2 separate regions of the Mus musculus genome follow, and region 1 is linked to region 2. A link is a contact called in ENCODE Hi-C or POLR2A ChIA-PET data. All regions are on one chromosome and are shown on one strand. Each heading gives the region's core, a stretch centred on a gene start or an enhancer-like site at or near the end of the contact. The rest is flanking DNA. Distances are from core to core; before and after follow the strand shown. Region 1 holds the start of Armc2 (armadillo repeat containing 2). Region 2 overlaps Sesn1 (sestrin 1).

Region 1 (2,905 bases), core at 221-2,720, 190 kb after region 2:
CACAGGCAAACATTCATACACATAAAACAAGAATAAATATATCTTTAAAAACCCCTATCTCTACTGTTTGCTACCAACAGCCACCAGAGCCACCTCCTTCATGTTAAAGACAACATTGCCCATCAACATTGCCGACATAGGGTTTGCTGGTGCACCCTCTTTCCCCAGCAAATCAAACACTCAGGGCTCTTTCCATGACTGAATTACTTTGGCATTAAATGAGCATCCAAACAGGTGCAAGAAAAGTGCTTAGATGTCAGAGCAAGTGTTAAGTCCCCCGAGGATCTGCAGCTCTGTGACCTTGAAGGGCATTAGACATCTCTATACCCGAGTTCTCTTCTGTTAAAAAAGCATGGATAATGACCAACTCTCAGGGCAGCTTTCAGCATTGCATGAAATGTCCAAATGCTTTAGCACGATGCTAGCTAGCTCTTACAATACTAAGAAGTACTGTCCAAGTGCTGGCTGGTCAAGAAAGATCTTCCTAGAATGAAAATACTCACCAACAAGAGAAGTCACAAAAGAGACTATCTGTCCAATGTTTTCATGCATATCATAAATTTAAATTTTCAACTAGAGAATACCATCCTTGATTTAAAAACAAAATAAAAACAAACAAACAAAAAAACCCAGCGTTTTTATCTGAATGTCAGTTATCCCAAATCTATGCAAACTGCTAGTCAAAACCTTAGGGATTTACAAAAATGGGATACATATAGTGTGACTTATTTTCTACCAAACGAAAAGAATATGATGTCGGGATGGAAGAACCTGCGGTAATACTTGTGGCATGGGTTGTAAGGGGCATTCTGTATACATACGGTGTAATTAATATTGTTCCACATACACTTTATTGAGGAGTCATTTGTTACCTAGGAAAATCCTAGTTTGTTCTTGTGGCCTGCCTCCACAGAGTCCCTTAGTCTATCACTCTCTCATTCAACCAGTGTTACTGGTTACTCCTGTTAAATACCAGGCAACTGACTAAATGCTCACAGTTACAGAAGCTGACTCCTGTGCAGACCCCGAGAGTATGCAGCAGCACCCCTCGACCCTATCTGGGAACAGAAGAGAGACTGCAGGAGGGGTCCCTGGTGAACCTGCAGGGGACTCCTCACCTCCCGCACGCACAGCTGCTCTCCCACTCCCGGAAAAGCCCGCTCCTTCACCGGTCCAGGTTAGGGCCGAGCGCCTCAGCATCCTCACCTCGCCCTCCCGCCCTCCCGCGCACCGCCTTTGCCCTGCTGGCTAGCATCTCCATGGTAACCGTACACAAACCACCTTTCGCTGCAGGCCGAGCGGTCAGCCTACAGATCCAGGACGCCGCAGAGCGAAGCGGGATGCGCTGGAGTAGGTGCTGGTTGGGGAATCCGGGCTCGACTCAAAACACCTGTGACAAGCGCTAGACACTTAGACCCCGGCGGAGTGTGACGGCCTTCCCGCTCTCGCAGGGCAGCAGGGACCAGGAGGAGGGGCGGGGCGGGGCGGGGCGGGGCGGGGCGGCCCTGCTCCACTCTCCGCCACTGAGCCTGCGCCAATCCCTCTAGCCACGCACGCGTAGCAGCGTCGAGGCGTGGCGAGGGCCCGTGCGGGAGCGCGGGCAGGAGCATACCCACAGGGGAAAGGCAAGAATGGGTGGAGGGGAGTCTTCTTTTACATTAGCAATATGTTCAACCATGTTTGTTTCTCCCCGTAGGATCTCCAAGACTGTTAAACAACTGGCAGAGGAACAATGTAGTGTTTTGGGAAAGAGTCGGTTATTGATTATAGACGTCAACGTCCACCTGGAACGGTTCCTTAGCATCTCATCTCTTATGCTTCAGGCAGAGAGTGCTATCCCTGTGTGTGAATAGCTGAATCGTGGGCCGTAGCAAAATAAATGTGAAGAGCTGTGAATGTAGCAGTGAATGTTAACCTGTTGGATATCATTAACTCCTTGCATTTGGGCAGCACTCAACCGTTTGTAGAGCGAGCTCACAACAGAGCAACTAGGGACCCAAGGTGAGATCAGGAAGGAGCGATTTAAGTCTTGGGTTGCTATGGCTAGTCGCTGTGTGTTCTTACTGAATCACTACAACCCAACAGGGGAAGAAAAAAAAAAGAGTCCTGTGTATATGTTTCTAATTCAAACTCTGTTTGCGTCTACACTGGATCATTGGGTAACACTTGTGAAATACAAGCGAGGCATAAGCTCTAAATTTACACTACGGTATATAAACATAGGGATTATCAGCAAGTGTTGTCAACACTGGGAAAATGCCGTATTCCATGGTGCCAAGGGTCTTGTAAAGAATAACTAAATTGTATCTATTTTGCACAGTTAATACCTTTGATGAGAAATGACACCTGGAACACTGAGTAAAGGTTTTCCAAGTGCTTAACAAGATTTCCCACATCACAGACAAAGAAAACTCAATCATTGATGAAGTTTAGGATCCCAAACTAAATATTATTTTTCACTGGGAACAGGATCTATCCTATGAAGTCCCATTTGTGTGTCACCAGACTCAACTGTGCAAAAGGACATTGCCTGTTGTATAGAAAGCATAACTAGCATTTTGATCTCATAGTTTGTGAGATATGATAAAATACAAGTCCATTTGGGTCTCTTGGTGGCTGTTTATAAATACAGGTGTCTATCTGACCCTTCATGGAGAGTCAGACTTCTCCAAATGTTTTGTTATTAAATGACTGGTAATCTGATATTAACTCAACCTCAACATCTTTCTGAATGATGGTGGGTGAAAAATGAGTATATCGATAGCCAATAGAAATTCAGCTTTACATCTTCTTCTCACCCCAGATTTGCGGTCCACAGTGAGCCTTCCCAAACGTTGCAGTAGCTGGCTTCTAAGTCTAAAAGTCTCATCTCCACTGAAACATGAGCTTACAAACCTGTAAAACA
Region 2 (2,934 bases), core at 321-2,820:
AATATTTCTTTATGAGAGTTACCTTGGTAATGGTGTCTCTTCCCAACGATGAAACCCTAACTAAAACACTGCTGTGTATTACTATCAACTTAGTCATGTCTGAAAGGTGGAGGTAAAATAATTTCTTTATGCTATAAGCCCTAATCTTTATCATCTTTAGTTGTTTCAGAACCACCAGAAATTATTATATAATTGATAGAAATTTGAAAAATTTTATCCCACTACATATAATATGTTGAAGTAAGGGCCTTCCTTCAATTATAGAGAATACTAATTTTAATAAGAAACATTTTCTCATGTCATTTTTAGTATAGTCATCCCAATGGTTCAAAAATTAAACCATTTTCAAATTTATTTGCTGTTTATAAATTTTAATTGGTATTTTTGAGACAAACATGGGCTGGTCTAGAAGTTACTATGTAGCCCAGGCTGACCTTAAACTTGAACTTACAACAGTCCTCCTGCATCAGCCTCCCAAGTGCTGGAATTATAACTATGAACCATCAAACCTAGCTTTGTACAGTACTAGGCAGCCACTTAAGGAATTCTGAGCAAGGACTGTTCCACCAAGCTGCACTCCATTTGTTTGTTTGTGACAAGGCCTCATGTAGCCCGGGCTTGCCTTAAGCTCACTACATAGCTGACGATGACCTTGAACTCCTTATACTCCTGCTTTCACTTCCCACATGCTGGGATTACAAGTACCACCATTCCCACCTCCCAATTTTTAAATTTGAATCTGAAGCAAAGTCTTGCAAAGTTGCCCAGGCTGACCTTGAACTTTTGATCTTCCTGCCTCAGCATGTACCTACAATGTAAACCTAAGTTTACAACAATAACAGAACAACTACTTGTTGTAATTAAAGCTATATGGATGTGTTTTTCCTCTCTTCTAATGTCTTCTAGAACTCTCCCTTTTTGAGATTTCAGATGGTACTACCAGTGAGTATTCAGAAGATGCTAACAATACTAGTGATAAGGTGCCTGAGCTGAACAAGTTGGGTGTTTTGACATTATGGGCTCCTGGGTATGCACTACTTCACTGCGAGCCTTACATTGGAGCCAGCAGCTGTTATGAAAACTGAGGTGGCCACTAAAAAGATACTGAGTGGGTAGTGTATGTGGCATGTGGCATGCACACTCTGGAAAAGAGTAAATCACAGGCCTGGCAGCATGGTATGAGATCACTTCTCAGAATAGCACGTGATTTAAAATTTACGCATTGTTGATTCTGGATATGGCTGACCATGACTAGCGATTATAAAGCCATAGAAAGAGAAGCCAAGGATACAAGGGGAATGCTGTGCACCAGATTCTATTCACAGAATGATTCTGCAGGAAGTAGAACTTTAGGGTACTCGGAAGTAAGTTTTCTCTAGTATGGTACATATGTATGCGCGCATGTACTAGCGTCTAAAGCTGCAGATGTCTGATTTTCCTTATAGTTACCTTTCTTTTGAAGACTCTGGCCATTAATGACAGTTTTCCACTCACTTTACATTTTTGTGCCCGCCTGCCTCCTTGTTCACCAAGGACATTTCCTGAGTTCTCAGCAGTTAGCTGCTGTGAGCACTAGGTGGCACTCTGACTCAACTCAAGTCTAGTTTGTCATCAATTTTGATGCTGTAGGCCTCAAGAGAAGATGTGTGTACAACTTAAGAACATTTGTGTTTTCAGTTGTCTTCTTTTAGAGGGAGTCTGAAAGGAGAAAGGAGATAATTCCAAGTTTAAATATCCAAGCTTAACTGGTGATAGTATTGATCTCCTCTTTCACTTACTGTCTCAGACTGTTCCAGGTACCTGCACAGGTATCTGTGTGGAAGAGAGGTGGAGAAGACTGCTGACCTCAGAGCCCATAGTCTAGTTAACTCGCCCCCCCCCCCAGATGCTGTTCTTGGGCCTGTGGCATGCACTCGCTGCTTTTATCCAGTCACTCAACACAAGGAGCGTGAGCTGGAGAGGTAGATGATCTGACTAGACCATCCAGCTGGGCAGGTACACAGTTGGGCTCAACGCATATGTGCTCCTTGGAGAGTAGTTTCTGGGAAGATGAGAACATGAAACCAGTAAAGCAAACATTCTCTCCCCCATCCCTGTCTCTCGCTCTATGTATATATATGTGTGTGCACATGCACATCTGTCTGTCTGTCTGTCTGTGTGCACATGCGTATAGTGGTTGTGAGTGTGCTGACATGGGATCTGAGAATGGACCTCACATTCTCTGCAGAGAGTAGTGGGCAGTCTTAACTGCCCCAAACTGATTACCAAAGGAGACTTGTTCTTGTTTTCCAGGAAGCAAAGCCAAGACTTGTTCTGGGAGAGGCTACAGCTTAATGGTTCAAATTGAAGATTTTGGCTTTTTAGGATGTTGTGTGACCCATCAGTTACAGAGAAAACAGTGTATTCTTGCATGTACTTTTGGGGGAAAACCCAAGTGTATCAATTTTTCAAAGAGTACCCTCCATAAAAAAATTGAGAAGTTGGGTGTGGTGGTACATGCCCAACATCCTAACACTTGGGGGTGGGTACAGGAAGGAAGGTCAGAAGTTGAAGAGCATCCTGGGCCATTAGGTGAATTCAAGGCCAGCTTGGGCTACCTGAGACCTTGCCTCAGAACAGCAGCAGACCACCTGAGCTGCCACATGCACAGGACACTTACTTCCTGAAACTGTTAGAGAAGACTTTTTACAATTGAAATGTGAGAGCCTTAAGCCAGCAAAAGTACACTTTCGTGAGAAAGCACCAGCTTGCTGCTCTTGACGAGGATGCTCATTGCATGGGGCTGAACTTTTCTTAGCTAAGCAGCAGGTCTCCCAGGCATGCAGGTCACAGGCAGAAAGTTTCAGATTTGATTCCAGAATGTGGGACAGAGCTGAGCACAGCACAGCTGCAGCCTTGGTAATGTGAGACAGACAAATACGCCACGGTCCAGAG

What was found. A loop is a pair of places that touch in the nucleus more often than their neighbours do. ChIA-PET counts read pairs that join two places held with the same protein, here RNA polymerase II (POLR2A).
Region 1: a loop to region 2 is called in a map of T-helper 17 cell, with 2.3 times the contacts of the local background. The contact joins the promoter of Armc2 here to the enhancer-like site in region 2. A Hi-C loop is called at or near these places in 7 of 37 maps with a recorded cell type or tissue (CH12.LX, T-helper 17 cell, gastrocnemius and 2 more). POLR2A ChIA-PET finds 5 or more read pairs at or near these places in 1 of 5 experiments (Patski).

What each region holds. Positions count from the first base shown.
Region 1 is chr10:42,016,912-42,019,816 of GRCm38, forward strand. Armc2 (armadillo repeat containing 2) reads right to left here and starts at 1,471. Exons shown (of 18, transcript NM_001034858.3): 1 at 1,282-1,471. 1700016J18Rik (a long non-coding RNA gene) reads left to right here and starts at 1,243. Exons shown (of 3, transcript XR_871596.3): 1 at 1,243-1,350; 2 at 1,697-2,001.
Region 2 is chr10:41,829,495-41,832,428 of GRCm38, forward strand. All of the region lies in intron 1 of Sesn1 (sestrin 1), which reads left to right. Among named protein-coding and RNA genes, the nearest start is that of Sesn1, 20 kb to the left of the region's middle. Within about 2 kb of position 1,571, at least 1 of the 3 ENCODE cell types and tissues checked has a DNase peak (open chromatin) inside an H3K27ac peak, as active enhancers do; it is gastrocnemius, where a contact is called at or near this core.